Linked DNA regions of Homo sapiens: region 2 is linked to region 1. Evidence: chromatin loops called from intact Hi-C (ENCODE). Cell type or tissue: ascending aorta. All regions are shown on one strand. Each heading gives the region's core, and the rest is flanking DNA. Links, peaks and the distances in the headings are about the cores only.

The links. Hi-C counts contacts between places; a loop is a spot of excess contacts. Peaks named below come from ENCODE experiments on the same cell type or tissue, not always from the same donor. Only the 100,000 strongest peaks of a DNase experiment are listed, where the experiment ranks them.
Region 2: a loop joins it to region 1, with 5 times the contacts of the local background. A loop is called at or near these places in 4 of 110 quality-filtered maps.

The regions. Positions count from the first base shown.
Region 1 is chr11:69,632,098-69,639,855 of GRCh38, reverse strand. No RefSeq gene overlaps it. Among named protein-coding and RNA genes, the nearest start is that of CCND1, 5.2 kb to the left of the region's middle. RefSeq lists enhancers at 1-875, 876-1,816 and a silencer at 1,629-1,832. In ascending aorta, for the core only: no CTCF peak of the experiment used is centred there; a DNase peak (open chromatin) is centred at 3,235; H3K4me3 peaks cover 1,640 bases; H3K27ac peaks cover 512 bases; H3K27me3 peaks cover 907 bases.
Region 2 is chr11:69,536,717-69,544,474 of GRCh38, reverse strand. No RefSeq gene overlaps it. Among named protein-coding and RNA genes, the nearest start is that of LINC01488, 59 kb to the right of the region's middle. RefSeq lists a cis regulatory region at 5,054-5,057 and enhancers at 4,980-5,124, 5,143-5,803, 6,551-7,050, 7,051-7,552. In ascending aorta, for the core only: a CTCF peak has its summit at 4,109; DNase peaks (open chromatin) are centred at 3,346, 4,164 and 4,634; H3K4me3 peaks cover 1,021 bases; H3K27ac peaks cover 2,500 bases.

The sequences.
Region 1 (7,758 bases), core at 2,137-4,636:
AAATAAAAGGACATTTTACTGTCTTAACTTTTGTTTTTATTTTTACAGTACCTGCCCCAAATTAAGAAAACTGTTCATTTACTTCCTTTTGAATATAGTTCAGTGTCATCAAACCACCGTACCCTCTTAACAGTAAAAGCTCAAAGAAAACTGATAGAAAAAGCCCTCTCCCCTTCGCCAGGGTGCTCACAGCAAGATGCGACCCCCCCCACCCCCACCTTTCAGGGTGAATTCCTCCCGCGCCCCCTCCCCCGCCGGGAATTAGGATTACTAATATTCCGGGTCCTGGGGGGGTAATTACCCCCGGATTCCGCATGGGGAGCGATGGGTTGCCCCAGCAGGGAGCACCTACGGTCGTGCCCCCCCCCACTCCCCGAGCACCCACAATCGCGTTGGCCCCCGCATAGCCAAGCCTCAGAGCATCAGCCCGCGCACAAGGGCGGCCCAGCTGCTTTTTCATTCATAAAATCCCGACCCGGCGGCCGCCTGGATGATTTATGGGGCCCGGAGCTATCACCCGGCCTCTCCCATCCCGTGGGGCGAGGGGCCCCGAGCCCCGCGTGCGCCCTGGCCCAGCCCGAGGCGCGAAGCGGGCCGAAGTCGGCTAGGGGCAGCAGGGCATAAAGAGGCTCGCCCACTCCGGCACAACCGGCTCTGGGTCCAGGAGGGAGCTTCACCCCCCCATCCCGGGCGCAAGACAGAGGAAACTGGAATTAGCATGAGCCAATGGGGGCGCGGCGCTGTTACTAGGCGGACCGGGCAGATCTCGACTAGGAACTTCGTTGATTTCCCGGCTCAGGGACGAGCGCAAAATTGCAAGCCCGGTTAGCGAGCGTAAAGAGCCGTCCAGGAACCCGCGGGGGAGGCGCTGGAATTTGGGGCCCGGCGCTGGAATTTGGGGCCCGGCGGGGAGCGCCAGCTGCCCAGCCCCCACCTGGGGGAACCCTGCTTGGCGGCCCCCGGGTCCCCCGAGGGGGCCAATACCTCTGGGCTTTTGAGGGTCATTGCTTCAAGAAGCGCAGAGAAAGCATTTTGATTTTATTTTTTCCAAAGAGAAAAGCAACTTTAAAAAACTTTTCGGTTGCAGTTTTACTTTACACTGTCTTCTTAAAACCCACCACGAAGCAGGAACTGCGGATTCTGGGCTCATTTAAAGTGCTCTGTTCTTATTTCTTGGTGACCATTTGGAGACAAAGGGCAAGTGGCCCAGTCGGGAGGGTAACCACGTTGTTTGAAAGAAAATCCAAAATTAACTGAAATCACCTTCACGCTTTCCTCGCCCCCTGGCCCCCGCCCCGGTGACCGCGGCCTGGGCGGATGGTCGGTCAGGAGAAAGCGAATTCCGCTGCAGGCGCGTGTTCGCCACCGTCCCTGGCTGTGGGAACCTTCATTCAGGCGGGGGAAGGGAGCGCGTTCATTCAGGAACCGGCGCGCCGCGACGCAGACCCCGGGACTCAGCGCGGCTGCGCGCCGCGGGGCTCGGGGCTTGGGTTGGGGGCGGGTGGTGCAGGGACCAGTCCCGACCTTTCGCCAGCGACCTCCCGCACCCGCTTTTCCACCAGGGCGGCTGGCGGGCGGGCGCACCCAGGTGGGGTCACCTGCAGCCGCATACCTGGCGGCGACTTGAAAGGACTTGGCTCAGGCTCCGCGAGTTTTCCATTGTTAAGCCCTTAAGTCGCCCGGGAAAACGCTTCCGAAAGCCGGCCCCTGGGCTCCGAAGGCGCTCGAGCTCCCCTTCCCCCCACACTGCTTGCTTTTGGGGTGCGCGTGGCGGCCCACGTGCTATGGCAGCTCTGCTTCGCTTACGTAGCGCCGATCCCAGGCGCCCCAAAACTGCGAGGTGGGCCGGGGCGAACTCCGGCCCCAGTGCCCACCCGAGACAGCCACACGCTCGGCACATGGACAGCCGCACCGCCCCCCCCATCGCCCCAACCGCAGACGTGCGTTTCCGCTCCAGATCAATTAGTTTCAGCCACACACAGACCACCCTGCCACCGCCCCTCCCGTGCCCCAGTCGTCTGTCCGGCGGGCTGCGGGGAAACGAGACCCCTCCCCTAGCTCCGAGGGCTGCCGGCAAGGTGTGCGCTGGAGTTAAAACGCAAACCCAACAGGTAGGGGGGCGGCCCTGGCTCCAACGACGCATCTGGGATCCCGAGGCTGAAGGCGCAACTCTTGAGGGTTAAAGGCGATTCTAATTCCTCGACTCCCGCCCCTCAAAACGCATCGGCTGGTACCCTGAGCAATATGAACCCCCAAATCCACCAGAGATTCCCTGGCCTTCCGGCCCCAGCCCCTCTCAGACCAAGTGGTGGGGAGTAGGCGCCCAGATCGAGAAGAAAACCACTTCCGACCACAGGAGAGAAAGCTGGCTGGGGGTGACCTCGGAGGTCACGTTCGGCCCTCTCCCCCGCAGTCAGGCCTGGCCGCGGCCCACCCGAGGCTGAGCAGACCCCCGCGTCGGACGGAGACGCAGGGCTTCGCTGCGGGACTCGCGGGGCCTAGGAAACCTGCGGCGGCGGCTCGCGGGAGCCGGTTTTCCGGCGGAGGATCCGCGCTGAGGCCCTCGTGGGCTCCCACGGCATGCCCCACTCCGGAACTTGCCGCGCCCTCCCCCGCCCTTTCCGGAAGACTGCGGGGAGGACCCCGCATCCCCGCGCCTCTCCAGCTCGCTCCTCAATGCCCTTGGAACGCTTGAAAGCGCTTCCATCCCTCGCTTTGGCACTTGGGGGTGGGTGGAGGGACAGCGGGGTCGTTATTACGGGGCGCCTTAGAGTTCTGGTTATCCGGACACTCAACAAGCAGGGGAGGGGAGGGAAAGGGAGTTTTTTTCCAGGTGCGGGGAAACGGGTTGCGTACCTAATGCCCCGCGCCCTTCCCCTGGGGTCCCTGGAGCCCGTGCCTTAAGGGCTGGGGGCAGGACTCGGATTCGGACCCCTTAGGGAATTCTGGGTCCTCAGGGTCTGAGGGACTGATGGGCCGCGCTCGGTCCCCAAGCCCCTTCTGTGTGTTCACGCGGGGCACGACTTGCCCAGCGAGTTCTGGGCGGCAGGGCCAGGGCCGGGGTGCGGCTGGGAGAGGTGAGGGGAGGAGGCGAGAGCGCGCGCCGCCGGACCCTGGGCCGTGGCTCGGGAACCGCGCGAGGCCGCGCCGCGCATTCCGCGCATTCCCGCCGGGCCTCGGTTCCACCGCCACGTGGTTGCCCTGCGTCCGCGTTTACCGTAAGGCTTAGAAAAAGCGCGCATTACGGTTCCGGAGCGCATGCGGACCTCCCAGGACGCTTAACTCGAGCACCAGTCCAGCTGTGGTGCCGAACATACTCCTTCCCTGCGGGTAGATAGGGGCTGCTTTTTTACGTAATAAGGCGGGTTGTACTGCTGGAGCGATAGCATGTTCATCTGTAAAGACGGGCAGGAAGGAGTGTGCTCGGCCCTACTGGAATCCGTAATAAGGCGACTGTCCGGCTGAAGAAAGTGACAGAACCGGGCCGTGACCATTCCACCTTCTCAGCGGTGGTAAAGCACCAAATAGCAGCTGCAGCCTTCCGATGGCGTCCAGTGCACTGTGGCTGGAAAGCTCGGAGCAAGAAGGTGCTTAACAAATAGGAAAACGTCCAGAAACTGCCTATAGCTACATTTTATTTTTTTTTTCTTGAGGGTCACTTTAAGATAAAGAATCTAGTGCATCCCTGGACCCTGAGGCCGACCTTAACCAACAGGATGCCTGCCTGGGCTCATGAGGTTCAGGGCATGATTGGGGCCCCCTGAGACACAGGCTAGGTTGTGTTGCCTCCCCAGGCTTGGATAAGTCAGAGGAATCCTTAGGCCCCTCCTGGACCATCTCGCTGAATCCTGACTTAGAGAGCTGTCTCTGCTATCCTATGGGAGAGAGACAGGTTATGTGCCCTAGGGTGGAGGGGGCTGCATTGGTCCCCATGCTTCTAGACACACTTCTAGCCCTGAGCAGCACCAGTTCACCCAGTCTAAGGGAAGCATGGCCATTTGCTTTGAGGTCCATCTCCTGTAGGGTTTGGAGAAAAAGCCTTCACTCACCACCCATCCTCATCTTCTCACTTCTATGAGGTGTTTCCTCCAGCCAACTTATAGTTTCACACACTTAATCTCAGGGAAATGCGTTTAATGGTAAGGAAACCGAGGCACAGAGAAACCAGGTGCCTTGTTCAGGTTCACAACATTGGCAACGGTGATGGTCTGTAGCCATTTCATGGACACTGTCAGAATAAATCCAGCTTGCTTAGAAGCTGGTAAAGATAAAAATCTACTTTTTCAAGAATTCATGCAAAGCCAAACCACTTTTTTTTCCCTCAAAATTTCAGGCAGGTGGCAGCCACATTTATGAAACTGAACAAGAATGTCACATACAGACCTACATCTGCCACTAGTTGTGTGGCCTTGGACAAATCTCTGTCCCCATCTGTAAAACGGGCTGTGATCGTTTTCTTCGCAAGGCCACGGTGAGGAGTAATTAAGGTAATATGTAGAAAGCATTTAGCACAGGGCCTGGTGAGTGTCAAGGCCTGCTCGATTTATTCATTCATGTATTTGTTCTTATGCAGGATGAAGGCCATGTGCCACACGCAGTATGTGGAATTAATTACACATTTCAGTTTATATGCAGAAAGAGGATTTTACAAATGACTTTATAATCTGTCAGCTTGCTTCTCTATGCTGACTTCTCCTGAGCTGTTTGTGGACATGAGATTTAAATCACGGAACAAACTTTTACATGAAAAAAAAAAAATAACCCCATGAATCCTTCCTTCTTTCTTCTCCCCTAACTCTTCTTTCTCTTACTCTGCAAAAGGAGTAGAAATGTTGATTTTAAAAAGAAGCACTTTAATTAAGGGCACAAGTGTCAATGCCAGGATGAGAGGCAGAGCCATAGGGAGGGTTTCTGCTGGCCCCAGAGGGTCGGTAGCCCAGGGCTCTGCCCTGTCTCTGGATGGACTGGCCAGGTTCCTGGCACCCATTGTGTAATAGGAGCCATTCTGCTCAAGCGGGAGGGGGCAGTCACAAGGGACGCTGGCCAAAGGTGTGGGTCAGTGAGTGTCACTGCTGGAAACAAAAAGACACGACTGTCAAGAAGCTGCCAAGGCCATGTGAGCTCAGGGCCTCGACACGGCCTGCCAGGCCAGCCTCTGCTCTTAGTATCTTGCTATAGGGAAGGGAGAGGGGGCTCCTGGGACCGCCAGCCTGGAAAGCATTCCTTGGGCCCCCAGGCTCTGAGCATTGGTTCTCTGCTGGCCCTCCGGGCTGCGGGTTGGTATACTTCCAGGCAAAGGCAAAGGAAGCCTGAGGCCTTCCCTTAGCTGCCTTGTCCTGGGCACATATATCGTTTACTCCCTCCCTTTTGAGTTATTGAAAAAAAAATCTCTGGAATCCCTTTTGTAGCATCCCAAGAGGGGAATTATAGCTGCAAGAAGGGAGCCACTGAAGGTTATTGAGGGCCAGGGGCGTGGGGCCGGAGCAGCTTGCTGGGAAGGTGAACCTGGGCTTCTCCAAAGGGAGACAGATCCTGGAGCTCCCTTGCCCCCCCAGGCCTCTGCCTTTTAGTTGTCATCTGATGAAGCCAAGCTTGGAATCCACCCACCCATGAATTCCCATGCGAGCTCCAAGGTGCTAGACAGAGGCTGTTTGGAAAGAAGAGATGAGAGATAACGACAGTAACTGGGGAGATGCAATGTAGGGGAGTCACGGGAGGAGGCAGCGAGTCACACTTCCAGGAGTAAGGGGTGGGCAGGGGAGAAACAGGGAGGAGATGGGAAAGTTAGGAGCCTCCACAGGGAAGCAGCCCTTCTCCCTAGACCCTGGCTGCTCCCTAGACCCCGGCTATTCTCTGGGCAAAGATACTGGTGAGCCCTGCTGGCGGTGATGGCGTGGCCCCCCGAGACGCTTACTGTGCTCTCCACCTGCCCTGCATCTTCACAGAGGGCATCTAATTCAATCTTCATGGCAGCTCCAAGGAGAGGCCCTTTATCCCCATTTTACAGATGAGGAAACCGAAGCCCAACACATCATTCAGCTGTGGTAGAGCTGAGATGCCTTCTCACTCTGACTCCAGAATGCAAGGAGAAAAACGGTAAACTCCAAAGCACCTAGAAATGGTAGGGTTCACCTTTTTATTTTTTTGAAACCACTTTATTGAAAAATAACTTACATACCGTAAAGTTCACTCGTTTAGAGTATATAGTTCGATGGATTTTGTTATGTTGGACAGCCACCATCACCATCTGAGAACATTTTCATCATCCGCCAAAGAAACCCTGTACCCATTTGTAGTTATTCACCCTTTTCTTCCCCCTTTTCCCCAGCCCCTGGCAACCACTAATCTTTCTCTGTGGATCTGCCTTTTCTGGACATTTCCAACAGATGGAATCATATGCTATGCAGCCTCTTGCATCTGGCTTTTTCCACTTAGCATCACGTTTTCAAGGCCCACATGTGGCATGTGTCCATGGTTCATTCCTCTTTATGGTTGAATACTATCAATCGTATTGATAGACCACATTTTGCTTATCCATTCATCAGTCAATGGGCCTTAGGATGGTTTCTACCTTTGGTTACTGTGGACAATGCTGCCGATGAACACAGAGGTACAAGTTTATGTGTGGATGCTGTTTTCATTTCTCTTTCACAAGGCTTATCATTTTTTTCCCCCTAGATACAGGGTCTTGCTCTGTTGCCCATGCTGGAGTGCAGTGGCACGATCATACCTTACTGTAGCCTTGACCTCCTGGTCTCAAGCAATCCTCCTGCCTTCGCCTCCCAAGTAGCTGGGACTATAGGCACTTGTCACGTCACCCAGCTAATTTTTTAATTTTTGTAAACATGGGGTCTCACTATGTTGCCCAGGCTGGTCTCAAACTCCTGGGCTCAAGTAATCCTCTGGCCTTGGCCTCCCAAAGTGCTGGGATTATAGGCATGAGCCACCACACCTGGCCTTAATTCTTCTTCTTATTATTATTAACCTATTTCCCCTTTGAGGAATAAAGTTTCTGTACTTTAAAAAAATAGAATTTTCCCACTTTTTGTCTATTATGAATAACACTGCTAAGATTTTATGTAAAATTTATTTTTGAAATAAACTTGACAGCATGATGTTATAAGATACATATACATAGTAAAATGGTTACCATAGTGAATTAGTGTAACATACCTGTCATCTCACATAGTTACTTTTTTTTGTGAACAGAGCAGCTAAAATCTGCTCACTTAACACAAATCTCTTGTTTCTGGACTTTCTATCCCGTTCCACTGGTCTCTTTTTCAGTCCTTACCCCAGAAGCATCATGGAAGCTATACGCTACGAATTCTTGATATCTGGCGGGCTAAATCCTCCAACCCACTTCTCTTTTATGGTTGCCCTGGCTACTCCTGGCCCTTGGGGCTCCATAAACATTTCAGAATCAACTTACACATGTGCACACACACAATGCTGGAATTTTGATTGGGATTGTATTGGATCTATAGATCAATTTTGAGGGAATTGACACTTTTACTAACAGAGTCATTCAATTCATGGGCATGATATAGACCTCTGTTTATTTAGATTGTCCTTAATTTAATTGCAGGTGTGTGTGTGTGAGTGTGTGTGTGTGTGTTGGGTGTTGTGCATCTTTTATTAGATTTCTTCTTAAGTACTTGATATTTTGATGTCATTATAAATAGTATTATTTATACATTTCATCTTTTTGGATCAAGATTTTGAATTGGGAGCTGGTGGTGGGAAGAATCAGAAAAG
Region 2 (7,758 bases), core at 3,164-5,663, 96 kb after region 1:
GGGAAATCGGGCACACTTCTCATTCAAGCCCATGGCACTGACTGCTTTCTGTACCCGGAGCAGTCCTCCCCTGGGGAGTCCCACTACCTCCCTGCAGTTGTAAGCTCCTCACAGCGGCCTTCCTGGGCTGCCCTGCAGACAACGGTGTCCCCATCACCCTGGAGCCTTTGCCCCTGCTTCATTCTCTCCATAGAGCTGTGCTCCACCGGGCGTTCTGTTACCTGCGGACTATGGCTTTCAAATCCATCTCCCTTACCGGAAATGCAAGGTACGTGATGGCAGAGACTAGAACAGTGCCTGCTCCTGCAACATGCTTGTGCTGGGCTGGAAGGTGACCCCACAGAGTCCATGGCCTTTTAGGACCTCAGGGTTCTCCCATGGAAATAGGGTGGGTGCAGACAGAAGAAGATGTAATAAGCTAGCACGAGGTCAGAATGGAGTGGGGTGGGCCCTAAATCCAATGGGTCCTTTGAAGAAGAAGGACATTTGATTACAGGGACGCAGACAGGAGGAGGCCACGTGACTATTGAAGGTGAGACTATTGGGCCATGAGCCAAGCAATGCCAAGGGTGCCACCAACCACCAGAAGCCAGACAAGGCAAGGTAGGATCCTCCCTGGAGCCTTCAGAGACAGTGTGGCTGTGTTAGTCCATTTTCTGTTGTTATAAGTAATTACCTGCGTGATTTATGAAGAAAAGATATTTATTTCTCATAGTTCTGGAGGCTGGGAGGTCCCAGGTTGAGGGGTGCCTCTGATGTGGGGCTTCTTGCTGGCAGGGACTCTCTGCAGAGTCCCGAGGGGCACAGGGCCTCAGATGCCCGGGGGCTCATGAGATATGGCTGAAGTGAGTTTCATCATAGACCCACTCTCGTGATAACTACCCCATTCCCTCCATAAGCCATGAATCCATTATCCCCTGAATGGATTAATCCACTCACGAGGGCAGGATCCTCATGGCCCAGCAACTTCCTGAAGGTCCCACCTCTCAAGACGGCTGCACTGGGAACCATGTTTCCAACACATGAACTTTTGGGGGACACAGTTAAGCCATACTGCATTGTCCCTGCTGACATTTTGATTCTGGATGGCTGGCCTCTGAAACTCTGAGGGAGTAAATGTCTATTGTTTTAAGACACCCAGTTTGTGGGACTTTGTCATAGCAACTACAGGGGATGAAAGCAAGTCTTACATGTCCCAACACATATTCATGGAATGAATGAACCGATGGATGGGTGGCGGGGGATGGACAAGGCAGCGCATTCTACTTCTCTCAGGGGTTTGCCATGACCAGGTGGGTGGGTCCCCCTACCCGTAAGTCACGCAAGCCCGTGAGCTGTGTCTTCTTTGTCTGGGCGTCTCTGCCACACAGTAGACCCTTAGCACACAACTGCGGCATGGACGCCTGTGGAAATCTGGCCGCGCAGTGCTAGTGACCACGTGGCACAGAATGTGGCAGAAGTTGTGCCCCGAGCCCAGAGGTATGGTGCGAAGGAGCATGGAAAGCTGTTTAGACCCTCTGAGGCCACCCAGGCAGCCGGAAAAGCTGAGGCTCTGGGAAGGAAAGTTCTGAGCAAAGATACGCAGGGCCCTGCCAGCAGCCCGAGGAGTGCAGACTGCAGAGTGTGGACTGCGGCAGTGAGGACTGCGGAGTGTGGAATGCAGAGTGCAGACTGCGGAGTGCGGACTGCAGAGTGTGGGGTATGGACTGTGGAGTGAGGAGTGCGGACAGTAGGGTGCGGAGTGCGGAGTGCAGAGCAGAGTGTGGGGTGCGGGCTGGGGACTGCGGAGTGCAGACTATGGCCTGCGGAGTGCGGAGCGCAGAGCGCCAAGTGCAGGGTGCGGAGCGTCGCCTTTGCCCCAGAAATGGGACCAAGGCAACACTTTGTCTCCCGCCTGCAGATGCTGGCAGAGAATTTCCTGGAAGCCACTGTGATATTTCGGAGTGCCCTCGGGGCCTTCATGGAACTCTCATGACAATACGAAGCAGCCCCACTCACGCAATGATCTCACTGTTGCCGGTGGAGTTTTTTTCGTGGTTAATCAAAATCAAAAGGCTTCTAGTCCGGAGAGTCATTGAATCATCCAAAATATTTCTTAACAAGTCCCCCAGGAGCCATCGCCCACCTCACCTCCCCCCGTCCCCCGCCCCGTGTTCCCCCCACCTCATTTTCCCAGTAGATGCTGTTGAAGTTTTAGAACCAGAGAATCAGGTAATCAATTCCCATAGAATCACTTGGGAAAAAAATCCCCTCTCCCCAGGTGAACTCGATTCCTAGATGTTCAAGGGCAGAGAAACACTCTTGGAAAGCAGCCAGGCCTTGTGGGTTGCAAGCATGTGGCCCATAGTTGTTTAAAGCCATCCCCTGCCCTCTTGGAAAGAATGGGCCATGCCCAGGGATGGGATTAGTCAAACATCTTCTTGAATGTTTTGGGTTCAGCAACACCCCACATGGATTTGCCAAGTGATTTCTCATGTAATTATTAACCCCGAGTGTATTCCAAGGGAAATGCAGCCTCGTGTTTCTGATTCACCCAGACTTCATTCAGCAGTATGTGTCACAAGCACTCGCTGGTGTCTGAGATGTCATTGTGACCTCCTAAGAGGCTTTCCTTGACCCCCTCCCCACTGCCCATCATAAGCAGGAGGCTGATTTGTGCCAACTTCCTGTGAACCTGAATACTACCGGGACCCAGCTCAGCTTGAAATTCAAAACCCTGGAATTTCGAGAGGGTTCTCATGGTGTCCAAACATCCTCACCCTGGCAGTGGAAACCAGTCTCCACTGCAGACTGATAACTGAAAGGAAAAGCCCAGAGCGAGAGCCCAGTGGCACCAGGTCCTCACACTGGCACCAGGTCCTCACAGTGGCATGAGGTCCTCACAGTGGCACCAGGTTCTCAGGCCTCCAGAGGCCAGGCTGGCTTCCAGGAGCAGATGCAAGTGCCAGATCTCGTAGCCTGGCTTCCTTTAGGTTCCTGTTCTTGGAGCATTGCTCTGAGGCTGAGATTGAAAAAAACCAATCATGATCCCAGCTGTCCTCTGCTCTGAGGCCTGAGCTGACCCTCAGGGTTGCCCCCAGCTCCTTCTTCAGACTGGACTGGTCCCATGCCTTCCTGGGGGGCTGGAGATGCAGCCTCCCTTCCTACAGCTGTTGGTACTTCTGATGCCATGTATTAGCCAGATCACCAGACCTCTGGAGATGTGGGACCCCCATTCATCTTGTCCCTGCTCCCCATGTACTCCACCGAGAGTCCCGGTTGCCTCTCTGGGGCTCAGTTTCCTCACTTGTCTCAGGTCCAGTGAGATGTGATTGTTCCATGAATCTAAAAGTAGAACGTTCTGGTCCAAGTCGAGGCCCTGGCAAAGCTGCCTTTCCTATCTCTAATTATGTGGCTCCATGACTCACTCATCATAAACCCAAGTCCTCAAGAAATGTCTTAAGGAGGTGGAGGGTTCTCAGAATGAACCTGCCGCCTGAGCCCCCGGCCCATTGTTACATGCACCGGCGCCAGGTACCTTATTCCCACCGTAGTGGGAGCAAGTTCGATGCTAAGAATAAGAGCTAGAGCGACGCTTTGCCTCCGGGGTTTCAGTGGGGGCTGGGGTGTGGAACCAGGGCAGGGATTGGCTTGGGGGCTTGAGCTGCTCTGGTGGGTGGTGTCCTGGGACGCTCTTCTCCTCTCCCACGGAGGCCCTGGGATTGCTGTCTCAGTCTGTGGTGGGTTGGTGGGGGCAGGGGCGGGCAGAGAAAAGGTTTTCAAGACCCTGAACCATCACCAAGCCCAGCAACCGGCCATTGTCCCTTTAGGGGTGCAGAAGGTGGTCCTGTGTGCAGTGGCACCAGCATTGTCAGCTCAGAGAAAGCAGCCATGACCCTGTGGAGTGTGGTTGAGTTGGGGGAAGTAAGGAGAAAGTGGAGGGACGGCCAGGGTAGGTGGGGTGGGTAAGAAGCGGGGATCGGGGTGGGGCCCGGCCCCGGAGACTTTTCTCCAGCAGAACACAGAACCATAGGAGCGGTATTTTTCCTACTTCCAGGCCAAATGGGCTTGCACGGGAAGCCTGCTCCAGTTCATGGGGAGGGGATGGTCTATGGGAACCAGAGAAGCCCGCCCTGCACCCAGCGGCCGCTTCCTGTAATGCGCTCTGCCCCCAGGGAATTCCCACGGAGCTGCCCAGGAGGAGCCGGGCCAGCGGGCAGCTGGGCCTTCCTGCCAGGCCAATGCCAGGGTGAGTTCCAGCGCCTGTGTCATTCTGCCGCCCAGGCTGGGCAGTGGCAGGCGCGTCCCTCTCCCAGGGTCTTTGTCCTTTCCCTGCCTTCCCAGGAGGGGCCAGGCCCTTGGAAAGGGGGAGGAAGACGAGGGAGAAAAGGGAGAGAAACTGGCTCCCAGCACTCAAAATAGCCATCTCCTTCTATGTGTTGATTTTCTGCTTTAAGCCAGGCTGGGGTGGAGGCCAGGAGTGGGGCCTGTGACGCTGATTTTCAATTCCTCCTGTGAGATTCCAGTCAGGTGGCACTCAAGCAGAGACTTCCTCCCTTCTGAGACAGGGAAGTGCCTCCGTGGAGGGGAGGGGCCTCAGTTCTGCAGAGGAGCCTGGGGTGCTGAGGGGGTGTGGGTGCCGAGATGGGTGGTAGAGGGGTGGCCCTGCAGATACAGGGTCTTACTCACATGCACTGCTGCAGCGTCCTCGCCCAGGGGGGCTTCGGGCCCTCAGGGGCAAATTCTGGCAAGTTTGTAAGTTTAATTTTTTCAGTGGATGAGGCATTCACGTGGTTACAAAACCTAAAAGTAGGCAATGAAGGGAAGCCACAGCTCCCTCGGTCCCCTGCGGCTGAGAGGCTGTGGGCACCGGCACACGCCGTCTTACCTCTCCCTTCTATATCCCGCTGTGGCAAATGCTGCCTCACTCTTGGGCACGCTGCTTCCTCATGCCACTGTCTAACCAGGTTTTTGGAGCCTTCCAGAATTCTGGGGCCTGAGAAGTCTCCTTTCCTTCCCATCTCTTTCCCTCTCCCTTCCCTTCCCTCTTCCTTCCCTTCCCTTCCCTTCCCTTCCCTCTTTCCTTCCTTCCTTCTGACTAACTGGCTGTGAGTGGCTTTGTTGAGTGGGTGCCTGACAGGAAAGAGAAAGTGACTTTTTGGAGGCCTCAAAGATGAAATCAGGGAATCCAGGGGCCTGCTGCTGGATCTGATGGTGGGGCCTGGTTGGGAAGGCTCGGTGCACTGTGGGCTGCAGGTGCTGGCACCAGGCAAGTCGGAGGCTGCCCCTCCCGTCCTTTCACTGCAGCTGGCCTGAAGCCCCTGGCTCGGTCCCCCGCCACGTTCTCAGCAGCGGGTGGCCTGTGAGCCAGGGCCCATCATCCCTGATGCTATTCCGCTTACTGGCGAAAGCAGAGGTCTGGGTTTTGGGTCCACCATAGCTCAGAGCCTCAGGTCCTCACCCAAGGCCTCAGTCCCCTAGCCTGGCCCACAGGCAGGAGTCTGGCTTGAAGCAGAGCCCTGACCAATCCACCTCCTCTGCCCACATTCTCTTGCTGGATGGCTGCCATCCACATGAGAGGGGCTGGGCATGTCCTGCCAGGGCTTCCTCCTGCCCACTCCAGCCCTGCTGCAGGCCCTGATCTCCAGGAGGAAAAGGCAGCCTGGGTACCTTTCCAACAGAGGCATTGCTTCCTTCCTCCCTCCGTCCCTCCCTCCCTCCCTCCCTTCCTTCCTTCCTTCCTTCCTTGAATTAACTGGCCCTGAGTGGCTCCACTGAGTGGGTGCCGGAGAGAGACAGCATTGACTATGACATGTCACTTGTCCTGGGGGAGGATGATTGGGGGTGGGGGACAGCTATGTCAACTGTCAGTGATCAAGACCCAGGACAATGTGAGAAACCAGCCAGGGGAGACTTGGGACAAGGTCAGGAGGGTTGGCGTTGGGGGCGAGTCCTAAAGAGTAACAGAAAGGACTTAATCAGACACAGTTGGGGTGTAGCCTCGGAGCTGCTCAGCTCATGGCCCCTCCCAGCAACCCTGCCTTGTGGCTGCTGGTCCCTGGGTCCCTGCTTTACAGCTGAGGACCCTCTGTGGTGGCTCAGCTGGAGGTGCCAGAGCCAGACTCTGCCTGCGTCCCCCAGCTTTGGTCAACTTGGGTCAGGTTCCCCAGCTGCAGAGTTGAGGCCCCCCAGTTCCAGCCCATCTCCTTTCTGCACGTGTCTTCATCAAGCCTTGACTTTGAGAACCACCGGCTGAAAGCAGCCCCTTTGCTCTCAATGCTCCCTAAGCAGTGGCCCTGCCGAGTCCCTGCTCTGCTGGGGTCAGGACCATCTAGACCAAGGAAGGAGGAAGTGACTTTTTGGTGGCCTCAAAGATGAAATCGGGGATCCAGGGATGCAGGAGGCCTTTCTTTAGAGGAGTGAGGGGCAGGAGGGAAGCAGATTTATGCCCTCGGAAATCAGCTCGGGAAGAAGACTGGTAGGGGCTGGGCACTGGGGGTTCTGGAGCCACATCCCCCAACATGGCCATCCTCTGGTTGGGATGGGTCAAGTGCTCCCATGACCCACACAGCACCGTTCAGAAGGCTCTGCAATCACACCGGGCACCCACTGGGTGCTGGGCCTGTGCCTCAAGCTCTGGAACATATGGGGGCCTTAGCAGCCCCACCATCTCCATCAATCCCCTCTACACAGCCCTCAAACATGAACAAAACATTCAGTGTGGACAATGTTCTGTAATGTTTGAAGAAAGCTTCCTCAGACAATCTCGATTTTTCCTATTGATTTGCACCATTCAGAAAGAAAAAAGTGTGACTTTCCGGTTATCAAGGCCTCTTGACTTAGGCGGCCACCCAAGGGGTACCCCTGCTTCTGGGGGCTCCGTGCTGTAGCGTTTTGAAGATAGAGCAAGGTGGGGCCTGCTCTTGTGTCCAGGCAAGGGATGCAATGTGACTCCAGCACACACACGGCGTTTCCCCAGTGGCCAGAGATATTTCAGAAGAAACACGGTGCCCCTTTACAGGCACCAGGTGACCCACGGGCCGTGTGTCCAGTCTGAGGCCCTGTGCTGGCATTTGGTGACATCCATATTTGAAGCCAAACTCATTTTCTCATGCATCCCCTCAGCCCCTCCAGCCGCGTGCCCTCCGTTGCCAGACATGCTTCTTCTCTCCACGTAGCCTGTGGGTCTCCCCTCCGTCAGCCCAGACCCAGTTCTGGCTCCTTCTCCAGGTGCCTGGCACATGCTGGCTTCCCACAGGGCACCACCTGGCTCCACTTTGCGTGTGGGTGTCTGGTCTTGTCCAGACTGGAGGCTGATGGAGTTCAGGGACTCTGCCTCTCCTTCTTACCTATCGATGAATCCCACAGTGCCCAGCAAGCTCCCTTTAATGTGCCAGATACTCAGGACAGCTTCCTAAATGTTAAAAGCAACATTTTTTTCTGCTTATTAAAAAAAGAATCCGCGCTCATTGTAAGCAAGTTGGAGAATACTCAAGGGTATAAAGAAGAGCAAGTCAAAATGATCCCATAACCTTCAGAAGACCCCTGCCTGGGAATAGTTCATTATTTTTTGGTATTTTTTTCTGTATTTACATATATGTATAATTATATAATTGTAGACACACATGTTATTTAAATATAATTAGCATCAAAGTAACCCGTGTTTACTAAAAGCTTCCGCACACTCGATTGGTGAAAATGGCGCCCACAGTATTTCCAGTGCATTTCTAAACAAGTGAAGGGAGGGGCCTGGGGAGTTGAGGCGTGCAGCACAGGTCC